Regions from separate parts of the Mus musculus genome. Here regions 2 and 3 are each linked to region 1. Evidence: chromatin loops called from intact Hi-C (ENCODE). Cell type or tissue: gastrocnemius. All regions are shown on one strand.

Region 1 (8,000 bases):
TCCTTCTGAAAAAGACAAGATATAGCCTCAGCAGTCTAGAGCATGAGACCTGAAGGGCTGGTCCTAGAGAGGCTCCTTCAAGCTTTTTGAGCAAACTGCACTGTTAGCACTAAAGGTAGGTGTGAGTGTGCAAGCGTGTATGTGAGCGTGTGTGTGTGTGTGTGTGTGTGTGTGTGTGTGTGTGCTGCACCCTACCCCACAACATATTGCTCTGATTATAAAGAGCTACTGTATTTTTTGCTTTGGGAACCAAACTAACTACCTACTATCTTAGGATATGAACTTTTATTTCCATGGGATATTTACTCCAAATGATCATTTGTTTAACCCACTGAACTACACAGATCACAAGAAGGTAGTATTCATGGTTAACATCTTGCTGGGAACAATACTAAGAAAATATGTTTTCTAAGAGTGAGTGTATAAAACAGGTAGAAAAATAGAAGCAAATTACCTTAAGTAAAAATGGTGAGAGGGGGGTGGAGGCAGCATCTAGGTTTAGGTGAGAGACATAATTCTAACTGCACAAGGCAGACCAATGTTGAATTCCGTGATCACTATTTTATAAGCAAATGGCAATAAAAAGGAGAAAGGGAGGAGGAGGAAGGAGGAGCACGGTACAGTGGCATGAGGCACCATTCTGCATTGTTAAGGTTCTAAACCCCAAATTTCCAAAAGGAGGAATTTCAGTGTCACTTGCTCCCCAGCCCATGGCGATAAACCTCCAGAGTGCATGTCACAGCCCCAAGTGACCCTGGTTGTGTCAGCAGCTCCACTGGGTGTATGACCTTTGGCACAAATAAAATGTATTTACTCATGCCTGAATTCCAGTGACAAGTCCCCTTAGATAAAGCTCCACTAGGGGCCACCTGCCCTCAATGACCTGCAAGGCTTTCAGGACCAGCTTTCGTGCTCTGCGCACCTCCTACCGAGGGCTGCCTCACTGGAAAGACTTGACTTCCAGCACACAGGGAGGGAGGTGGGACTCTGACTTCTACAGTCCATTTGGCTTTGCTTCCCTTTGAAGCCATTATTGAGAAGCTTTCCGAGCACGGATCTGCAAACACAGACACCAAGGAATCCTGGGCCCAGAGTTCAAACAAAAGTGTAAGGACAAGTGAGGTGAACGGTATTGAGATCCCACGTAGACCTCTCCTATTCAAAGCAGTCCTTCCTTGTCCTCACCCTTTGGAGAACGTTTGAAATGATGGAAGTTGTATTTGAGCCTCCACTCTGAATGCTTCTGCAGGGTAGAGGTTCCTCCGCGGAGCTTGTGAGGGTTAACTGAAGCAACAACCTCTTTTATGTCTTTACAAGTAGTCTGTTCTCCATTTTACACATGAAGAAGCAGAACAACAAGAGTTTAAGTCACGTGGGAAGTAATACAGCTGTGAAGTGTCCATCCGAGACATCGGGTCAGAGCAGGTCAGGAAATACCCACTAAATCAGATTAGCTGCACACTGCTGTGGGCTTGTCTCTCTCAGAAATCTGTGAGGAAACAGTCCTGGTACTCCCTAGCATTATCATGTTCTCTGTCAGGTTCATGGGGTGTCTGTAGTTTGTTCCTGTAAAGCAGGGTAGGCCACTGTTTATCTGCCCCGGGATCTTTACAATCCAAAACTGATAGCACAGTTTATACCAGGGTGATGGAGAATACGTCCAGGAGAACAGGCTTTATAAACACCCAGTCAATACCGAGCAAAGGACAGGTGCTGTTTGCAAGACCCTGAAGACTGCACTCTTTAGGCAGAGGGTCAGAACACTAGGCATGCCATGTTCCAGTGAGGGTCCAGTGTCCTGACGGCAGGGCTGGAGCTAAGTCACCAAGCCAAGGATTACACCCAAATTGGTTATTTTGGGGCAAATGGGGCAGATTCTAGACACTCGCTACATACAGTATCAGCTGATGTTGCTTTGTACAAAAATGTAGTTAGATGTATCCTTTGGATTGCATTTTTCCTTTACAAGGAAATGATGTCAGATTCTGCTAAAATAAAGCAATGGCTGCTCTGCCTTTATTGTGCACATTCCAACGCAGACCTATTTATCCATCTTTACACTCTTTAGCCTTTGTGCTTGATCCCTGGAACCACGAGGAACAGGAGGCTGAGAGTATTGGTAGTAGTATTGTTGTATCTAACAAGACAACAGGCATAATAAGTCTGTAGTGAACAATGAACTACGGTTAACAGAGATTTGAGCGTTCACCATGGGACAGTCAGTGAGCTGTGTGTACTTCTTCAGTAGACTCCAACATGCCTGTGATGTATGTGTGAGTATCACCCACAAGCCAAGTGAACTCTGCCAGGCTACTGAAGCACTTTAGGTCCAGCTTCGTCCTCTGTTTTAGGAGCTGGGAGGTAGCTGTAATAACTGGGTTAAGGCATACAGTAATTGCAAAGACTGCCTGGGTTAATACCTGGGTGGCATTTGGAACAGTGCCGGCATTCATAAATGCCCAATAAACACTGGCTAGTTTGTGTATTTATCTTAAGATAACCTCTCAAGTCATTTGAGGGATCAAGATTGGAACTCAAACTGCCTGACTTCAGATCCTGTGTCTCTGTGCACAATTTGAAAGCGTAATCAAATAAGTGAGGAAATAGCCGGGAGTCACGTGGCTATATAGTGGCAGGTTTCAGGTCCCTGTCACTCAAGCCTACAATTTCACTGTCCAGTCTGAACTTCCTGTGTGCATTAGCTGTCCAGTACTCCGACAAAATCCCCTGATTAATGAACTCAGAGTGAAGGAGGGTTTGTTTTCATTTTGTCTCACAGTTATGGAGATTTCAGACTGTGACCAATTGGCTCCGATGGTTTGGAGCTGTGGTAAGGAGGGTGTGGTAGAATAAACTATTTACCCCATGGCTGGACTGAAAAAGCACAAGAAGGGCAATCGCGAGTGGTCAGAAGTGGTTCCCACCTTTTAAAGATTCCACTACCTCCCAAGAGCACCATGGGTCACTTTGCTAAGCCGTAGACATCCTCCGTGCCCAGGTCTGCACCTCTATAGGAAGAGGCGGAAATGTACCCTGCACGTGGTTCCCACCTCTTCCCTCCTCTTCAGACCACACCTTCTTCCCTGCTGGGAAGCTTCTGATGATGCCCTTTTACAGTTTGGTCAGAGCCAGTTATGATGGGCACTCAGTCCCAGCACTCAGGAGACAGGGGCAAGCCGAGGGTCTCTGACTCTGAGGCCAGCCAACCTGGTTTAAGTTCCAGGACAGGCAAAGGAGTCTACTCAGAGAAACCCTGCCTCAAAAAACCTAAACCCAATGCAACCGAAACAAAAACCAACAACAACAAAACCAGATTGCTGGCAAAGGTTACATTCTGTAGCGCATGCCGGGGTGGGGATGGCGGTGGGCAACAAACAGCAGAAACAATACTAAGTAGTACTTGGAAGGTAGTGTTGGTTTATAAAGTGTGGCATCATCCTTCTCTTTTGGTCATTGGAATAGCCCTGTTTTGGGGTTACTTGTGTTCTTGGGGTTCAGAGGAACAGAGCTCCAGTTTGTATCGGGGTCTCCTGAGTATGGGTTCTGTGTACTTTGTATGACAAAATCTTTGACGCTGTAGTCAGAGACCACTTGATCCTTGACCTCAGGACTATTTCATGACATTTCTAGTGTAGATTTTGTTATGCTTGGGGAAGTTTTAGTTTAAGCCTTCCCCCAAATAGAGAGACAGGACTGTTTGTTTTTGGACCCTGGATCCCGGGACAAGGGACTGAGGTGCATATATTACATATCAAAGCAGACCTGGCCTCTAGGTCCTCCAAGAATCTCTCAGTCCATACCTGGCATACCCTGCTCCCAACTTGAACTTTGCAGCCCACAGGTTGGGCTACCATTCTCCTAGAGGCTCCTCCCTATATTATCCAGACAGTTTGGCCTCCCTCCTCCTCTTCCACCTCCTCCTCCTCCTCCTCCCCCTCTTCCTCCTCCTCCCACTCCTTCTCCTCATTGTAGTCCTCCTCCTTCTCTCTCTGCCTCAGCCCTTTCTCTCTTTTTCTTCCCCTTCTCCATGGCGACTCCCCTGGCCTGTGAACTCTCAAGAGAGCAGCTTCTGTTTAATATATCTAATCTGGCTTGGATTGGCTCATTTTACCAGCAGAGAAATAACCCATCAAGGACATGCTGACTTAAATTATGTCCAAAGCATGGATCTTGTGATTCCTTTCCCAGATTTTATAAAAGAGGATTCACTCAGAATATTACTGAATGAAGTATGAGTTCTGTAGAGAGCTATTCATTCAGGATCTTCTAATCATGGATTCTAACAGTCATTTTATTCACTTCAATGTCATTGTCTTTTTCAGATGATATTTCATTTCAAAACCTGGGCTCACAGCCCCCTTCCACAGAACTCTGTGGTCTCTCTATCCTCCTCATTTTGTCTTGCTCCATGGAGGGAGGTTTGTTTTGTTTTGTTTTGTTTTGAACCCAACTACTTCCTCTTTGATTTGGTGGCAAATTGACTGTCTGAGTGAGTAGAATAATTACTTCCATGGCAATGGGTGAAGTTAGAGACAGGCCATTATGTGAGCATTACAGAGAGACAGGGGCTGAATTAAAAAAAAAAAAACAAATAAATAAATAAACCCCAAACCAGTAGCCTTAATAATGGCAGGATAGAGAGAGAAAATTACTGGCATTATAAATTGCTTTTTTTTTTTGGAAAAAAAACTTTATCTTCTAAAAGGCTGTGACAGTTGAAAAAAAAAATCTCTCTCCAGTTTTAATTGTGGATAATTTTGTGAAAGGAAAAACCTCTCTATGAAAAATGGTGTGATGAAATGTGTTTAGTTTGACTTTGGCAAAGCTCTATGTCACTCTGAATGACTGCTTCAAAACAGACACAAATAATATTTGCTATTACTTAAAAGTTTGTGATAATTTGCCTCCGAAGAAAAGGAAGAGATTGAGAATCAAAGGTTGGGCCCTGAGTCTAGCTCCTCCCTAAGGAAGTGTTGTGTACTGCCACCACGTGGAGAGCCAGATAAAGAGTCTAGCATGGCCTTGCCTATCTGGGACTGAGCTTCACCTCTTTGGAAGATGGACACACACCAGGAAGAGAGGCAAGAAGACTTCAGTGTTGCCAGAGCAACTGCTAGGAGACACCTTGGAGTTCAGATGTCACATCTCAACAGGGATGCAGGTCAGTGGTAGAACATGTGCCTAGCATGCACATGACTGTGTTCCCACCTCAGCACCAGCAAGAAAAATCACACGAGAACGCCACAGCTGAATCTCATTTACACCAACCTTTAGTATAATTTGAGCAAGCATTGCTTTCAAGTTCCACAACACGTTATAATTAAGCAATTAGAATGTAAGAAAGAAAGAAAGGAAATTTAATAGAACAGGCATTTCATGTGTATTTTAGCCCAACAGCAGGCAGTGGTATACTGGGGTGATTGATACACTTTAAATATTATTAAGCAGCTTCACGGGGGGCCTCAGCCAGCCAGTAGATAGCAGCTTCTGCACTGGTGTTTAAGACACATGGGCCCTCAACTTCTTTTTCTGGCTTTTCCAATGGCCAATGGAGAAACAAGACACACTGGCTCGGCAAGAACAAGAGACAGCACTGAAATCAGCATCTAAGAGTTCAGTATACTCTGGGACCATCAAATGTAGATGACTAACATATCTCTTCTGCCAGAAAGTTCTCAAGCCTTTGGGAAACCAAGGAAACCTGCAGCTTCCCTGTATGTAGGCTTCACTGTGCAGGAGGCAGCAGCACACACTCGGGGAAGGGCCCAGACCATAAAGGAGCTTGGGTTCCAAGGTCACTTTGCCTTCTACTAGCCATGACAGTTTGATCATTCACTGTGTTCCATTTTTCTCGTTTGAAATAAATTCTCATGGCAATCATATTACCTCCTTCAGGGAGCTTGTTTGAGGCTAAATGAGGCAGCTCCTAGGAGCAGAGCGGCATAGGAGGCAGTAAGTACCAGGCACAAATGTTTTGAAAGCTTAATGCTTAAGTTCACCAAGGGCTGAATCGCGATTGTTATTGATACCACTCATTTGCTCATTCTTTCATCGGACACACATTTGTTTAGCAGATAGTATGAGCCTAGCCGTGAGCAGCCAGCACGTACCTAAACCTGTCCAGCACAGCCCTTCCCATGCAGGAATGTAGACGTGCCGACAAAAAAGTTACAGCAACACGGGAAGCGCATAGGTGAACATTTCCATGATTATACATGTTTCATGCCTGGAGACGCTGGCATGTGATGGACAGCAGACATGGAAGGCGAAGAGGGTCCTCATGAGCCGCACTCAGGAGAGGAAGGAAGGCGTGTAAGTTAGGGGGAGGGGCTATGGAGGCCAAGGAGTCACGGAGGGCACTGGAGGGGCCACTGAACTGTTCAGTGTGTTCTATGGTCTTAATTTTCTTTAGCATGAAATATCCCCCCACCCCAAACAAAATATGATGGATAATCTCAGCATATGAAACAGATAAAAATATAATTTTATCCGGGGACATTTACTTTATAATTTCACGTTGGTGGCAGTTACAAAGTCAATCAGTGAGAACAATAAGCAGATATTAATTAATACACAATTAGTAGTTGTATATGATAAACTCAGCCTCATATATATACATATTTACATATATATATATACATATTCTAATTGGATGATATTGAAAATTCTCTGATTCATTCTGCATTGAAAAATGTACCTTTTTAAAGGAATTCAGTTTGTAATCTCTAAATATGCTTAATTGATATGGAAGTATAAATAGTAGTGAGCTTGTTTTATTTCCATTTTAAATCGTTATCCATCAGCACCATATTTTCTTTTTTTTTAATTAGGTATTTTCTTTATATACATTTCAAATGCTATCCTGAAAGTTCCCTATACCCTCCCCCCTTCCCTGCTCCCCTACCCACCCACTCCCACTTCTTGGCCCTGGCATTCCCCTGTACTGGGGCATATAGAGTTTGCAAGACCAAGGGGCCTCTCTTCCCAGTGATGGCCGACTAGGCCATCTTCTGCTACATATGCAGCTAGACATCAAGCTCTGGGGGTACTGGTTAGTTCATATTGTTGTTCCACCTATAGGGTTGCAGACCCCTTCAACTCCTTGGGTGCTTTCTCTAGCTTCTACATTGGGGGCCCTGTGTTCCATCTTATAAATAACTGTGAGCATCCATTTCTGTATTTGCCAGGCACTGGCATAGCCTCATACGAGACAGCTATAACAGGCTCCCTTCAGCAAAATCTTTCTGGCATATGCAATAGTGTCTGGGTTTGGTGCCTGATTATGGGATGGATCCCTGGGTGGGTTAGTCTCTGGATAGTCCATCCTTTCGTCTTAGCTCCAAACTTTGTCTCTGTAACTCCTTTCATGGGTATTTTGTTCCCTATTCTAAGGAGGAATGAAGTATCCACCCATTGGTCTTCCTTCTCCTTGATTTTCTTGTGTTTTGCAAACTATCTTCGGTGTTCTATGTTTCTGGGCTAATATCCACTTATCAGTGAGTGCATATCTAATGACTAAAGCTCAAATCTAAGTGGATCAAAGACCTCTGTATTTTTCTTATCATGTATATGAAAATTGAATGACAAAGCACTACGATCTTAGTCTCATTGCTAAAATGATCCATAACACAATATTCCTGAGGTGTGAGTTGCTCTGTCCCTCTCTGTAGATTAAGCTGTGGTAGGGCTGTGTTCTGAGGAGGTATGCCTGAGCTGGGCTTGGTCCACATGAAGAAGATGTCATAACCAGTCGGAACTGGTAGATTTACAAACAGCAATTTGCTTCTCACGATTCTATAGGCTGAGAAGTTTGTGATCAAGGAGTTTGCAGGTGTGTCTGGTGAGGGTTCAGTCTCTGCTTCCAGGATGGAACCTTTCTTCCTGTGCCCACCAGATGGGAAAAACGTCATGTCCTCACTTGATAAAAGAAGGGAACGACAAGCCAAGGAGACACTGGTCCTCCCAAACTCTTTCAAAAGGTTCCTGACCCCAGTTGTGTG
Region 2 (8,000 bases), 110 kb before region 1:
GTATCCCCTCCCCATCTGGTTTGCGCAGGAAAATCGTTTTGCTCCGGACTCCTAATTTCCACCCGGAACACAGCTCACTGCTTAAAGAGCATTTTGTTTTCTGTTTCTGGAACCCATTGTGTATTGCACCAGGGACAATGAGCTGGTCATTCAGCTGCAGCCTTCAAGCATTAAACTGGCCACATGGGTCCACATTAGTTCTCAGAGGGACGAGACACCCCAGCCCCAAGCATGTGTCCTCCTGGGCCCACATGTGTATGCAGAAAGGTGGCTGGCATCCCTGGATCCACTCTGTCCATTTGACCATCATGAAGCCTTTGCAGCCTCTCTCTCAGCTCCAGAGGCTGTCCCCACAGCCACCCTTACACACTGTGGAGCTGGCTTGTTGTTGGCACGGTCCAGGGGACAGCAAGCCAGATTGGGCGGGGAGAGCATTCCATTATTATAACACAATGCCATAACAGGGTTCAGAATTCCTTTCATATTAATTCTTATACAAGTGGAATCTTCAAACTCAACTTTTACCCTGAAAAGGGAGCGGTAAAAGGCAGCCAGGTCCTTTGTTGTCTTGGACCACATTCATCTAAGCTGAGCATCAGGAAGCTCTCTCTCCCTCACCATGCAGCTCAGAGCATCTCCTGGTGGCTTTGGCTGCATGACCCTGAACCTGGCAGCCCATGCTGCTGCTCTTGGGAAACTGGCCCTTCTGGAAGACTGGCTGGTTCTTCTTGCCCCCACGCTCAGAGTGCTTTTGGGTGTGGAGCCAAAACATCTCCAGGCCTCCTTAGAGGCCTCTGACTTGTGTAGCAGGCCAAGCTGACAAGCTGCCAGTTGGTCTCCAAGTGAAGTGTCCCTCGCAGCCCCCAGTCACCCACTGCCAGGGTGGGAGTGAGAGGTTTTCTGTCAGGCCTGGGGGAAGGCAGGGTACCCTCCTTCCTAGTTAACTCTTCCCAAATGTAGCAGAAACTTTTAAGAGTCTTGTTGACGGGGCCACCTCACAGACTAAACATGGATGCTGAGACCCAGAAACCTGGATGCTATTTCAAACCTGGCCATGGTTCCCAGGGTTTGGTTTCCTTACCACAGAGAGGTCGGTAGGCAGGAACTAAGCAAGGTGGCAATGTGGGGCCGATACCAACTTTTTCCCTTTGTGATTCAAGCGCAGGCAATGAGTTTAGCAGTCTTTATGGCCTTGTCCTCCTCAGTTCAATATGATTCTGGCAGTGGTTTGAGTAGAAACTATCCAAGGAAATCCCTAGGAATTCAAGAGACCTCTAACATGCCTATGATAGCAATTCCAGCTCTCATCTTTAATTTATTTATTACTTGTCCACCGAGCAGACACTTATCTAGACTACAGAGTGATAGAACTAAATCACCATGTATTCTAAGTGAATGAGTAACATTGTCTAAGCCCGTACTCCCCTGCTCCCCCGAAACACCTTTCAAGGATTCTGCAGAGTAGGTGCTACTTCGACACTATTGCAGCCTCTCTTAATGCCACGGGGAGAAGAGCACCCTTAGTCTCTTTTCCCGTTGAGGTTCTACTTATTTTCAATGAAAGGGACTCCATATGTAAATGTGATTACTTTCTCCAAAATTCATCTGTGCAACTTGAACACCGGTGTCTATTGGGGTGGTTTGTACAGGATTCGAACCTGAATCTCGGTGGTAAGTACCAACCGAGGAAAGTTATAAGTCCATGAAAAATCAACATGGCTAAAGAGGACCATAACACCCCCTTCTCCTCAGGCTACAGCTCCGAGGGTCACCAGCAAGCGACCATGATCTAATGAAGTGGCATTCCCTCTGGTTAGGACAGAGTGGGCCTGGCATCTCCCACAACACAGCTACCCTGTTTTCTGAGCATGCCAGGCAAATGCGGAATGTTCTCCGAGCCCGAGGGAGCTGGCAGTGGACAGTGAGGACATTCCACTGAAACTGGGCCATCGGGAGCTGAAGACAAAGGCAGCTGATTCAAGGGCTCCAAATTGGAGTTTCTCTAATCAAATATATTAAATCCGCCATCATTCTTGATTGTTTTAATGGGAAGAAGGGGGCAGCTGTGCCTTTCATTTTTCCTGAGCATTTTATTTCGTGCCATGGGGAAAGAGGAAGGGGAGGGGAGGGAAAGTCAGCTGGAAAGGGAAGAGGGAGAGAGGCCGCAAAGAAAACTGCAGGAAACTGATGTCCTTTGTCTTAGAAGTGAAGTGATTTTGCTCGCTGTTCAGCCCCACATGGAGCGTTCCCAGAGCTGCCAGTCATGGAGAATGTTGCCCAGAGACTCTGCTCACGAAGCACACTTATATAGGAAAGGAACCCCGCAAACAGACTCAGGGGCCCAGAACACACAGCGAAGAACCCAGGTGACTCGTGGTAAGCATCTTTGCTGCACTGGCCACAGGGAAATCTGCGCAACAGAACATTTCCCCTTGATATTTGTGCTTTGTACAAGAATTAAGTCTCAAGACACTTAGGGGGAAACTCATCTCCACTCCTTTTGTAACCTCTTGGGCTAAGTGCAGAATCCACAAAAGGCCCCCTTTTACCTTTTGAACGCTGAGTTTCAAATCCCATTGAAGAAACCTGGCCCATGTTATTTACTTTTTAAATAGCTTAACAGATGGCCCAAGAGAGAGGCTTCCTGCCCCAAGTGAGCACTGAGTAGTGTTTTGGTGTGCACCTTCAGCTTCAGAGCAGAGCTTGGCTGTGTGATGTCATTTCCTTATATCCGATGCATTGCTAACAGGATGAACCCAAGTGAGATGGGAACCGAACATTCTGCTGCGAAACCAATTACGTGGGCCCATATTAGGCAGGCGACTTCAGAAGGCATCATGCTAGCGCCCGGAACTTTTTACACCCAAGCGTAAGTCTCAGTGAGAACAAAGGTCTATGGCCCCGCAGTTCTAGGCACACAGACTCTCACAGGCTAACTCATCCAGGGAAATGGCTTTGGAACCTCGTGCCTGTTACAGCCTGAAGCCAGCCTGTTTCTGAGCTGAAATGTGAAGGCAGCTGGCTGTGTCAAAGGGCCAGAGAATAAAGCCACAGTGTAAAAAGAAGCCCCAATTCACCAGAGAGAAGATGATATTAAACCTCCTCTGCTGCCCCTCCCCCCGCGGCTTCCTTGGAGGCCCCCTTGGAGACAATCGAATCTGCTGCTCCTCTGAGAAAGAAGGGTGGAGGCTCCTTTCAGAGAAATGTTACTGGGCTCTCTTTAAATGTCCTCATTTGAGGGGAATTAAAAGGAAATGTCATAAGACAGCATCTATACACTCAGGGGCATTGTATCAAGTGACACAATGCAGGGGAAATGAAGCTCTCATCCTTTGGGGGATTTTAATAACTCCATCAATCAGCTCGGGTCTCCTGTCATCCATGGTAGGCCTCCAGCCTCTTCAAGCAGGTCGTGTGATTTGCCGTGAGACAGCTGGATGAAGCAGGCAGAGGACAGGAAGAAATCTGCCCGTGTCTGTCGGGTTTTTTTTCCCCCTTCTTCCCCTCCCTCCCTCTTTCCCGCCCTCCCTCTCTCAGGCACAATGCCCCTCTGTCCTCAGGGCCCGCTTCCCTCCGGGCATGGCCTGAACAGGCATGGTGGCAAAGGCCAAAAGAACAGTTTAGTTCTCAGCCTGTTCTGCGGCAGCCCTGTGGGGTGAGTCTTGTCAGCGGCCTGGGAGTCCCATCCAGAACTGGCAAGATGCAAAGAGGTGTCTGTTGTTCTGGCGAGGGAGGGGGGTATGGGCGGTAACTCAGGTGGCTGTCTCCTCATCTGTGGCTGGTGGTTGGGTCTTAAGGCAATGCAGAGGTAGAAGGTTGTGAGCTCAGGAGACTGACTCCATCATCACCAGCAATCCAGTAAGCTTTTGGCAGGTCCCCTTGCCTCCCTGTGCCTCAGTCTTCCCTGAAGACTCCGAGGTTGCATGAGGATGAAGGAGCTTTTAGGGCTGGTGATGTGAGTGTGATGTTGCCAGGGACCGCCGAGGACGTGGTACCGGAGGCGTCTAAGTCAGACAGCACTCAGCTGGATCCTAACCTCACCACCATCTGGTTTGATTCACATTGTAAAGCTTCTGTTTTCCTTTTGAGAGAGGATCAGGTTAAGCCCGATCTACCACACAAACACACGCACTGGGAGTTTAACGACCGCACTCAGAAGAAAGAGGCCGGATTGATGCCAGCACACAATCCATCCAGAGCGTTAGTTTTTCTTGTAACCTGTCAGCATTGAGTTAATAAAAAGCCACATTCATACAAAGCCTCAAAACTTGAAATAAATCATATTGCCAACTCATGTCATAGGTTCTACATACTAATTTCAGAGAGAACGTTGAAAAAAAATCATTATTGGAAGATAGGATTATAGACTGATCTTGCCAAGTGAGTTTATTAATACACAATGCTCACCTATCTCCTTATCTCTCAATTAAAAATATTGTGTGTGTGTGCCTGTGAACGTGCATGCATTCATGTGTGTCTCTCTGTGTGTGTATGTGTCTGTGTATGTGTGTGTGTGTGTATGTGTGTGTGTGTATGTGTGTGTGTGTATGTGTGTGTGTGTATGTATATGTCTGTGTGTGTATGTGTATATGTATGTGTATGTGTGTGTGTGTTTGTATATGTATGTGTGTATATGTGTGTATGTGTTTGTATATGTGTGTGTATGTGTTTGTGTATGTGTGTATATGTGTTTATATGTGTGTGTATGTGTTTGTATGTGTGTGTGTTTGATTGCAGGTCCATGCGTGCTATGGAGCATGCGTGAATATCAGAGAACAACTTTCTTGAATGGCTTTTCTCCCTCTACCGTGTCACCCAAGGATTGAACTCAAATTGTCAGGATTATGTGACAATTCCTTCCACCCAGTGGGATATTCTGCTAGCCTTATCACATGATTCAAAAGAATAAAGGGCTATGGTTAATCATTCTTTAATGAGAAAGGACTCCTATTAAGCTGGCACATGTAAAGCACACACAAGTTCTTTAGGAACATACAGATTCCTTTAAACAATTACTTATGTGTGCACATAATGTGTGTGTGAGGGGCTGTATAAGCTGAGGCAAGCCTGTGGAGGTCTGAGGACAAGTTTCTGGAGTTGATTCTCTCCTCCAGCCTTTACATGGCTTCCAAAACTCAAACTCAAGTTGCCAAGCTTAAGTGGCAAGAACCCTGACCTCTGAATCCTGACCTTTGAACCCTGACCTCTGAACCATCGCATTATGCCAGCCCTAGGTTCTTTTCGTATATTTAAAACATACTTTTTTTTTTCCATTTTGAGTCTAGTGTGGGCATGGGGTGGGTTCCCTACTCTGTTATGTCCACAAGGCTAGTGTTGGGAAGTGTTTTCTGGGGAATGGCTACTGAGTTACCCTGCCTCTAGGTGGCTGTGCTAATTTTGTCTTTTTTTTTTCTTCTCACAGCACCTACATGTATGCCATCTTTGTGGCATGGGTTAACTCTACACCCAGAACTTCCAGAAGGAAGCAGAGGGATTTGTAGCACCTGTACCATGCTATTCTGCACTCTGCCTGCCTCTATACTTGGGTTCATATGGAAAGTGCTCTCTTTACACCCTTGAAGAGCGAGTTGAGCTCATGTCTAATAACTTGACCCCTTTCATTGGCATCCATAGGGTACCTGGGTCTCCTCCTGGAACTATCCACACAGGAGCCACAGAGAACTCCTGGAAACTCACAGGGTGTGGGCATCTTTGAGGCTCATTAGATTCTCCTGGTCCTTTGGCCACACTTCTGTCTTGGCCAACCCTGGGACAGGAGGGCATCGAAGTTCACCTGTCCTTTTGCTCCTGTCCTTCCCTAGCAGGACCAGCACGAGGCCCCAGCATGGAGAGAGGACTATTTCTTTTGAGCAGACGCCTGGGCTGCTCTCATCAGCTGGGAATCCAACTATTTCCCACCTTCACCCCTGCCCCGTGGAGTCGAGGGCTAACTGGGCAGGCTAGATATGAGAAGCTGGATGGCTCCCCTCCTCCTACTGATTCGGGGCCTTACACAGAGGCCTCATGTGTTGTGAATTATAGAAATGCCAGCCACACCCACCACGAAATACAAGCACCAAAAAGCTTTTGCGAGCCAAGTGTAAGTGACTCTGAGTTGCTCTCTCTGCTTGTGCTAGCGCTATGAGGCTGGCTGATGCTAGGACCAGTGGACGATGCTCCCGGTATTTGCTTGGCACCGGGTTGCCTCGTTTCTGATGCTTTTTTTTTCTTTAACTCTCTGCTGCCAGCAGCTAGGCCAGTGTCACAGTCTGTCTGTATGGGCAGGAGGCCCTTCAACATGGGAGGTGCCTTCACCATCAGAACTACACAGGCCCAGTATCAAGTTTCCCTCTGGGAAGAGATGCCAGTACCTTTTACTGGGATCTGACTCACAATCTGCAGTCTTTCAGAGCTTAGAGAGCACTTGGGTTCCAGGGTCCATCTGGCCAGACACAGGCATTAAGTCCCACGGTGTCTCTCTGCTCATCTGGGCCTGGGTCCTCCAAGCACAGAGCGCTAGGATGACTCCCTCTTGTCTGGACCTATGCTGGTGAGCTTAGAAAGGTCATATGCTGAGGAAGCCATGTAAATGGGCGTTGTCTCCTTGGACTTGAAGAACCTTTCTTTTAAGGTGATTTTGACTACAAAAAGCATTTTTTTTTTTTGTCACCTGGGAGACTTCAGTTCTACCAGGGTCTTGTTAAAGTGTTAAGAGCCGGCTTGAGGTTGACATGTTGTCTCTTCATGTGGTTTGAAGCGCTCCAGCTTTCCTTACTTCTGATGTGGTATCTGTAGCCAATGAGAGCTCTTCCCCTCCAACTCCTCACCCTGGGCCCCCACTCAAAGTTATAAAATGAGAGTTCTGGGGTTTCTGTCTTTAACATTTCCCCTCTGTGAAATCTATTTTGTCCTGAGACCATTTTCTCAGCTACTCCAAGGAGCTGCAATGTTCGTCACCTCCTCTGCTCAGTAACGGGGGCAGTAGGAAGTCTGCCTAAAGGAGCCGGGGAAGTGGAAATAGATGGTCACCTTCTCAGCTGGTATTTCTGAGTGCATGCTCAGGGTCAGAGATATGCTAAGAACAAGAGTTGGACCCAGCCCACAGTCTAACCGACTTAAGACAAATAATTCCATCATCCTCTTTTAGTAAATTGTGTGTGTGCACACATGCATGTGCACACACACATGTGTACGTGCACATTTGTGGGTATGGACATGCATGTGAATTTATGTGGCTTTTGTTTGAGACAGAGGCTCTCACTGGCCTACATCCAGGTAGCCTAGGCAAGCTAGACACTAAGCACCAGGGATTCCTTTGTTTCTACCCTGTTTCCTGCCATTGTTGAGACTACACATGCATGCTGCTGTGTCTACACATGCATGCTGCTGTGTCTACACATGCATGCTGCTGTGTCTACACATGCATGCTGCTGTATCTACACATGCATGCTGCTGTGTCTGGATTTTTACCTGGGTTCTGGAGAGCTGAACTCAGCTCTTGCACATAGTAAACACGAGACTGGCCTCCCTCTTCAGCACCCTTCTTAAAGGTCACCCACTCTCTAAGCTACCAATCTGAAGATAATATCCATTACCCCAACTCTTTCACCTCCCTACAGTTCTGGGGCCTATTGACCAACACACCTCAAAGTCCTTATTTTCTTGAGCAGAGGCCTCTGAAATGGTTAATTGAATGCCATGGCAAAGGGCACCATGCCATGGTTAGAAATAGTTCTTTTATCCCAGCATCAATCAATGTCCTACTCTGATTTGTCATAACTTTGTGATGCAACACAGTTACATAGCCTCTTAGGGACAGTTTCTTGCCTATTGAAAGCCTAGGCAGAAGGGTCTTTGTCAGCCACTTGAGTTCAAATGATCAGAATTTAGCCGAAAAGGGAGTGTCTGAGTCATGTATAGACTTAGGCAACCACAGAGCAGATCTGGACTCTAATTCCCAGGATCAGAAAACAAGGTGTGGAGGCTGGGACTCCAGGCAG
Region 3 (8,000 bases), 360 kb before region 1:
GTTCTTGCCTAAACGATTTGTCTTCGTGGAGGGTCATCTCCACACAACAGCAACATCTGGGAGCTTGAACCTTGGCCACATCCTGCCTGTTCCCCCCGCCCCCCGGCAAACATACCCTTCTTTTACATTATTATTATTTTTAAGACAGGGTCTCACATGTTCCAGGCTAGCCTTGAACTTGCTATCAAGGATGCAAGGATTGCTATCAAGTCAAGGATGGTCTTGAACTTGACCTTCCTGCCTCCATCTCCAAGGTGCTAGGATTACAGGTATGAACCACCACACAGTCCATGCAGTGGGGGATTGAACTCCATGCATTAGGTAGAGCTGAGCTCCTGAGCTGGGCACTCGGCCTATCCTGTCTTCTATCCACAGGTGCTCACAGTCTGCTCTCCAGGACATGGATCTGGTCCAGTACCAGGGACAGGAAAGAGTCCTACAGACGCTAGCTGGGAGGATAAGTAGAAGCTGAGCCGTTGCTGGGCTCTGTTTCTCTACGAATTTGTATGGGGAGCCTGTGGAGGGGCTCCCAGCTTGTCTGTTTCAGGTCTCAGGCTGGAGAGGGTGTGGGTGGCCGAGGACCTTTGCAAGCGAGGCAACCCAGATACTGCAGCAAGAAACAGCGGGCCCCTCTCAGTTCTTCATGGGAGTTTCTGCCTCTAATTTATGTTTCGGGTCCCACCCTACTTCTCAGCCTCCTGCCTGAAGGCCCACCCACTTGACAGATTGACTGTCACAGTCAGCTGCTTGTTCAGCTGGGGACTGCCAGGCCCAGGTGGCCTTTCACCTTGTCTGGGGGCATAGTTCCTGTTTACCCTAAATTTAAGTCTACAGCGCCAATCCCAGGCAATCCACTGGTCTTATGGCTGCGCATTAAAAAGTATGCATATCACTCCTCCCTGTTATCACCCAAACCTTCAACCTGGCTGACCTCTCTGCCTTCCGTGGCTAAGTCGAGTTTGCTCCCACTCTATGGTCCTTGTCCTACCTTGCAAGACATTTCCTCCAGCTCCTATCCTTCTCAGTTTTGTTTTTTAGGACACCTGCCACCATCCACTATGCTTCTGTTTCCTTATGTGTCTTCTGTCTGCCTTCTCACAACTGAGGACCCCATGGGACCCAAGAGTGTGAGTGTGACCCCTGGTAGGAGCCCAGTCAGTACACTTTCATATTCAAAACACTGTCTTCCCCTCCACTACTTGCCTGAAAATGCACAACAGCCATCCAAAAGCTCTTCGAAAAGTTCAAAGACACCAGAGCTTTGAAGAGAAAAGGTCTTCTTTATTTTCTCTCTTGCCAAGCTGTGGGGCTGGGGCAAGGCCTTTGCTTTGTGCTCCTCTGTAGAGGAAGAGAAGCGAGATTAGTCTCCTCTGGGCCGAAGAGAGCTCCAGCCTTCTCGAAGGACAGGGCTGCTTGCGTGTGACAAGGATCCCCTGCACAGTGGCTGCTCACAGCTCTGTGTGCTTACCTGCCACAGATTTGGTGGCAGATAAATGTACTACCGTGCATTAAACAGCTGCTGTACACAACTAGGCCTGTGGGCTTTCTGATGTCTCATAGCTTCTTCATCCTTGCAGACAGTTGATGGGCGGGAGGCCTCTTAGGTGCTGTTAGTACATGCTCCCTCCCGAGTTTCAGCCCATGCCTATGTTGTTCTTCATGGGATGCTTTAGCAAGCATCAGCCCATTTTGAAATGATTGTGTAGGTCAGACAGGTTGTGGGGGTCAAAGGTTATAGCCAGACAACCTGAGGAGGAGTGCGTGACCCTTACCTGAGAGTGAACTATTAGGCCAAACTCTAAACCCCAAGGGTCGGTGTTCTCCCTGTTGGAGGGGGAAGGCCAGCCCAGGGTGCCTCTGTGTTCATCTTAACATTTTTCCTATAACCACCTCCGCAGCTACACCATTTAGCCTCTGCTCCGGCCATCCACGCCCCTCACCCCTTCCCTCTTCATTTCTCCATATGCTCTGCTCTCCCCCCCCACCCCCCCACTCCCCACCCAGGCTAATCTCACTGACCTTTCTGCTGGCAGCTGGGAATTAACATCAATTAGAGACTATTTACCAAAAGGACTATCTCTAGTTAATTAATGAGAAAGAAGTTAAGTTAAAGTGAGCAGGCTAGACTGATGCCATGACAGGTTTCAAATTGGCAGTTCAGGAGACAAGGCCTAAATCTCTATTTCCAAGAACTGGGCAAGTTCACACCTCAGAAGCTGCCATGCCACCTGGCCTGAGGCAAGGACAATGGGTCAGCAGCCATTTTCAGACCTCCTCAGTTACTTCCACAGCGACAGTTTCCAGCCCCCAAGCCCTGGCAATGGATTGTCCCTAGAGATGCAGCAAGATATAGGTTACATACCCTGAATCCCCTAATGTGCTTTAAATCAGGCCTGCGAGCTCATTTGGTTGTCTCTCTATCTCAGTAATGGGAGGCCCCCAGCATGCTGGACTTCTGCAGAATAAAACACTCTTTGCATTTACATACTATTTGAGTCCGGAGTATCCTTCTCCAGTGAACCATTGACCCTTACAAAAGGACTTTTTGACTTTGACTTTTTGTTACTGGGTAACGTCAACCGTTGTCAGTCTGGAGGTGCTGATGCAAAACAGAGTGAAGCCCTTGTGTTGTTAACATGACATACTCCAGTGTCTGAGGACTCACCTAATGACTGCTGCAACCACCAATCTAGGCAGAGTCCCGTAGGCAGCAACCTGGGTCACTAGCAATTGGTCTTAGCTTTGACAGCATCAGCTGGTTACTTAATTCATTAGCCGCTCTCCAGAACTGAGTTTGTAGCTCAAACTTGTTTCTTCCCCCAAATTCACCAAATTCAACAACACCCTCCTTACTCCCCATGCCAGTTCTGTTTGTTTTTTGTTGTCACAGGTGCATAGTTTTACTTCCGGTGCCCAGCCTGTCTGATCTATAACCTGGGTCACCTTTTCCCTACCCTCATACCACTGGCTCAGACTCCGTGCTTCAGCTTCTTCTCTCACTCAGTCAGGTCTTCTAGAGGATTCCAAACACTGCCTGTCTCTGCAGTGTGGCCTGAGTTAACGTACAGACAGAATTAGGAATGCTCTTCTCTCCCTCAGAATTGTCCTCGTCCTCATTTTCAACATCTTGAAACTGGCTGGGATGCTCGCCCCCCCCCTCCCCCAAGCCTCTCACCCTATAATCTAGCCATGGGTTTGTTCTTATTACTGTCGGTTTGGGCTTCTGTTTTCCCCTCTACCTGCCTTCCCTAGCTATGGAAATCCGACCCTTCATTCAGTAACAAACACAAGAGCCACCTCTTCCAGGAAGCCCTCTGGGAAGCCTCCTAAGAGAAGTCAGTTGCTTGGTCTTCTGTCCCCTCAGCCCTTCCTCGGCATCTTCAGGCATCAGTCAGGCGTGTGTTGGTCTGGCCACTCTGCTGGCTGCCAGATCAGAGGACAGGAGTGCTGCTCTCATCTCCAGTGTCAACAGATTGGCTCTTAACTTGCCCCAGGCCTGGGCTTATCTGATAGCCTTGTGGCCTCAGTTCGGAGATGTCCTGCAGTCCTTAGTCGCCCCCCCCCCCCCACCTTCCAACGCACCACCCCCCCTACCCCTTCAGAGGGTGTCGAGGTTTCCCTAGAAACTGCCACTTCAAAGCCACAAAGGAAAAACAAAAATCTAGCTAAATCAGGCAAGGCGGCTTCCTTCCGAGGATGCCTTCCTGTGCTCCTGCACCTGTGCGTGGCCTCCGGTCAGATTTTGACACGAACCAGCAGTTGCACTCAGAATCACCCAGGGGAGGTAAGGGTGCCCAGAGCAGGTCGACAGAGAGCTGACTTCTGCCCCCAGCCCCTCTTGGGAGTCCTGACTGGAATGGTTCCCTTCTTAACTGCCTTGAGGGTGTATGGTAGTTCTGCCACCTGGAGGGTGTGTCTTTCCCTATAGGCCAGAAACACTTTAAATCCTCACTCTGCCCTCTAGAGTGACCTGGTGCTTAATTTTCAATTTTTTTTTTTTTTTTTTTTTAGCGTTGATGGGGCTAGAATAATCCAGGGCTGACAGTTCTGCCCCCGACCTACCTCTGCAGGCTACAGGCTTTCTTTTCTACTTTTAAATTTTCCAGGTGCCCCGGGTTGCTCTTCCCAGTGGGAGTCCTGCCTTAAATCCTAGGCCATTTGCATTTTCTCAAGGACCCTTTGTGGCAGGTAGGTCCTCGCCTCTTGCAAATGACCTTGAATAACACTGCCCTCTGCACTCTTTCTGGCAGCCACAGGAAGAACGTCCTGCCCGCTGTGAGTCTGGGGCCTTGGAGAGCAGGGCAGGGAAAACAAACAGCCTGTCCTTATTCGTCCATTACTGCAGACCAGTGGATTGGGCATTTAGGATTTAGATTTGCAATTTGTGAATTGATTAAACGAGGAGACTTTACCGAGTGGCTCCCAAGGGCGCAAGTCTTTCATGCCTCTTTCACAGATGAAGAATCTGAGTTATGACAAAGTTTGGCGCACTCAACTCCCAACCAGACTCCCCCTATGGGCTCTTTATTCGCGCTGAATCACGGGCCTGACTGTCGCCCAGAGCAGAGAGGGCGTCGCCTGTGGCTGGCGGATTTTTACTGCTTCCTTTTCATACTTCTGTCACCTCTGTCTGATCTCAGTCCTTGCCTGGCCACTCCTGCGTGCCCCACAAACTTGGAAAACCGCTGCCCTTTTCTCAGCCATTAGCTAGCAGGAGAGAGGCGTGCTTCCCGATTGAGGGCGGCAGCCGTGATGGGGTGGGGATGGGGCCGCTGAGAGGTAGCCTCCGTTCATCAGGCCTGAGCCCACCGGCTCCCTCACCAGGCCTGCATCTCTTGGGTCTGGTGAAAAGAGAAGGGGGTGGGGGTGGGCGTGGAGCCCTCCTGGGAGGCCGATCCAGGGGCTTTCTCTGCCTTAGCGCTGTTGTCTGGGCTTGCCAAGTCCCACGAGTTGGCAAACTCTCGGAGAAGTGCTTTCAAAGCCGGCCTTCGCCCTCCTTGGCAGATGCCTCAAAGCTGTCTTGCTTTGCTCTGCCTGTGCCTGGGAGTCTGTACAGGGCATTTGTTCACACGCCTCAGTGGGGACATCCCTGGAAGAGGCTCACAGGCACAGTGGGAGCTCAGCTGGATGACCCTTGAGGCAGGACCACTTGGGTGGGCGTCAGGAACTGGGGCCAGGTGGCTTGGGAGGGGCAGAACGCCAGAATGGGCGAGGGAGGTGCTAGAAGTGTTCGCTCTCCTCGGGAATAGCGTTTAAGGACTGGGAAGCATTGCCAAATAGTTAACTTTTAGAAGCTGTAGGCAGGGCACTGAAACTTTTTCTATTTCTGTTTTACTTTAGTTATCCTGTTTGATGCAAAATCATAAATATCCCAGGACATAGAAATGAGTCCTCGGGACCAGACAGAATCGAAGATGGCCTTGGAATTTACTGGCCTCAAAACGTTTTTCTAAAGTTTCATTTCTGGACGTTCACAAAACTTTAAAAGTGAGGCTCTTTGAAAAAGCCAAGCACAGGTGTGGCACCTTTAATCCCAGCACTCAGGAGACAGAGGCAGGGGTCTCTGTGAGTTCCGAGGCTGTTCTAGGTTACAGTGAGTTCCAGGGCAAACAGAGCTATATAGTGAGAATCCTGTCTTAAACAACAGATAGATAGATAGATAGATAGATAGGCTGGCTGTTCCATGTTACAGTGAGTTCCAGGGCAAACAGAGCTACATAGTGAGAATCCTGTCTTGAACAACAGATAGATAGATAGATAGATAGATAGATAGATAGATAGATAGATAGATAGGCAGATTAATAGGTAGATAGATGGTCGGAAGATTATCTGATGCTTATGTGAACAGAGCCCATCCCAGACATCACAGGTAATAGCCCAACTAGGGTTGCCAATCAAAATGCCAAATACCATTTCTGCTTCTAGAAACACAGAGCATTTGGGCTGGTATGGCAGTACAATGACAGTGTCAGCCCCATGGGATTGCAGTAACAGCCAGCCCCATGGTAACACAGTGACAGAGAGCCAGGCCATTCCTTGTCTCTGGCAAACTTTTTAAATCGAGTCCCAGTGAACTTTTGTTGAGATAAATTAACAACAACAACAAAAATTAAAATCTTACCAATGATTTTTTTTTTCTTCTGTGCATTCTATTGTAATGGGAAGACCACTCAGACTCTAGTGAATCGAAAGTCTGGCGGGTACTAAACTCAGTTACGCAGGGTCCACATGTAGCTCCAAGTATTTAGGGTAAGGGGTTTTTTAAGGCAAAAACTACATCCTGCTCTCTCTCTTAGCTACAGGGGAGGTTTTGCACAAGCAAGCAGTTTAACAGAAGCTAAGATAAATTAGCTGGGGCACCTTGACCTTGGGTTCCTAGAATAAAGTTGGGTAATTTTCCATGGGATTCTCCATCCAGGAGATCCAATCTAGTTAAACCTAAAATGTCCTCATCATGAATACAAGACGGAGGACCCTCTGCACCTCTGGCCTGCCACGTTACCTCAGGAAAGACTGACCTGGCAAAAAGGCTCCCATCAGTGCGCGTGCTCATTAAGCAGAAAGCCAATCTTCCTCCCTAAAATGTATTTTAAAAAACAAGTCCCCACAGTTTTCCTTGGCACTGGTCCTCTGTGGCTAGGGTGTTAGAATTTTCTTCTAGTTTTACTGAATAAAAGTACATGTTTCCCCCCAAGTTTTCTTTTGTTTCAGAAAAGATAACTGACTATTTTCTTCAGGCACCTGTCCCCAACAGACTATGGTCAAAATACAGCACCAGCTAAGCCTATTCTCACCCTTACTATCAACCATTTTTAACTGAGATATTTAATAGCACAAGAGTACTCTTAATTTAATTACATTCATCTTTTAGGATGCCTTTCTTGACTTTGCCTATTTATTTATAAAAGATGTTCATAAAATATAATTGAACTTAAAGTTTGTATGCAATTACAGGCAATTGTGAGCCACAATGTGGGCGCCAGAAATTGAGCCCAGTTCCTCTAGAAGAGCAGTCAGGGATGTTAACTCCTGAGCCTTCCCTCCAGTCCCTTGGATGTTTTCCATACAGCATAAAAGTAAATTTTATTTAAAAATAATTTAAGATTTAAATTTAAATTTTTTATTTAAAAATTTAGTTCATTTTGCATGTGTGACCGGTTTGCCAACATGACTGTATGTGTGTACCTCGTGCATGCATTCATAGATCTACAGATGTCAGAAGACGGTGTCAGATTCCCTGAAACTGGAGGTATAGATGGTTGTGAACCATCATGTGGGCACTGGGACTTGAACCCAGATCGTCTGCAAGAGCAACAAGCATCTTTTTTTTCTTTTTTTAAAAAAAAAAATATATATATATATATATATTTTGTATCTGTCTTCAGACACACCAGAAGAGGGCATCTAATCTCATTACAGATGTTTGTGAGTCACCATGTGGTTGTGGGAATTGAACTCAGGAGCTCTGGAAGAACATTGAGTGCTCTTAACCCAGTGGTTAAGCCATCTCTCCAGCCCCCCAACAGGTGTCTTAATACCTGAGCCAACTCTCTGACCTCTTGACTGCTTTCTATAAAGCATAGAAATCAATTTTATGTTGATCTTGTCAAAGGTAAATTGATAAATGATTTCTGGAATAGGAAAAGAATTTTGAATGATTACTGCCTTGAATAAGCACCCTGCTCCAACCAGTAAACCAAATAAGAACAAAACACCTCTGCTGCTTGTAGCCTACAGTCTCTACATTTTGTATTGGTTTCGTGTCCCCTTGCCCTGCCCTTACGTTGACTTGCTTATTATATTTCAAACTTGCTGTTTGCAAGGAATGTCCAAATTGGTTTGCTTCTGTCTTGTATTTACAAAGAAGGCCATGGGGCCAGTTCACAAGCGAGCGGCCCTGGAAAGACAATGTCCTTTCCTTCCTGAGGCAGATATTTCAGGATTGGGGAAGCAGGGTTTCCTGTGTTCTCACAAGGGGCTGAGAAAAAAAGAAAGCCAGG

What was found. Peaks named below come from ENCODE experiments on the same cell type or tissue, not always from the same donor. Only the 100,000 strongest peaks of a DNase experiment are listed, where the experiment ranks them.
Region 2: a loop joins it to region 1, with 2.1 times the contacts of the local background. A loop is called at or near these places in 12 of 42 quality-filtered maps.
Region 3: a loop joins it to region 1, with 1.9 times the contacts of the local background. A loop is called at or near these places in 4 of 42 quality-filtered maps.

What each region holds. Positions count from the first base shown.
Region 1 is chr3:52,753,772-52,761,771 of GRCm38, forward strand. All of the region lies in intron 1 of Gm2447 (predicted gene 2447), which reads left to right. Among named protein-coding and RNA genes, the nearest start is that of Gm2447, 18 kb to the left of the region's middle. In gastrocnemius, a CTCF peak has its summit at 4,974 (motif pointing left); a DNase peak (open chromatin) is centred at 5,009.
Region 2 is chr3:52,641,271-52,649,270 of GRCm38, forward strand. No RefSeq gene overlaps it. Among named protein-coding and RNA genes, the nearest start is that of Gm30235, 4.6 kb to the right of the region's middle. In gastrocnemius, a CTCF peak has its summit at 629; DNase peaks (open chromatin) are centred at 378, 750, 1,887 and 3,578; H3K27ac peaks cover 5,816 bases.
Region 3 is chr3:52,396,731-52,404,730 of GRCm38, forward strand. No RefSeq gene overlaps it. Among named protein-coding and RNA genes, the nearest start is that of Gm38537, 66 kb to the right of the region's middle. In gastrocnemius, a CTCF peak has its summit at 4,513; DNase peaks (open chromatin) are centred at 391, 3,798, 4,290, 4,589 and 1 more place; H3K4me3 peaks cover 1,455 bases; H3K27ac peaks cover 2,381 bases.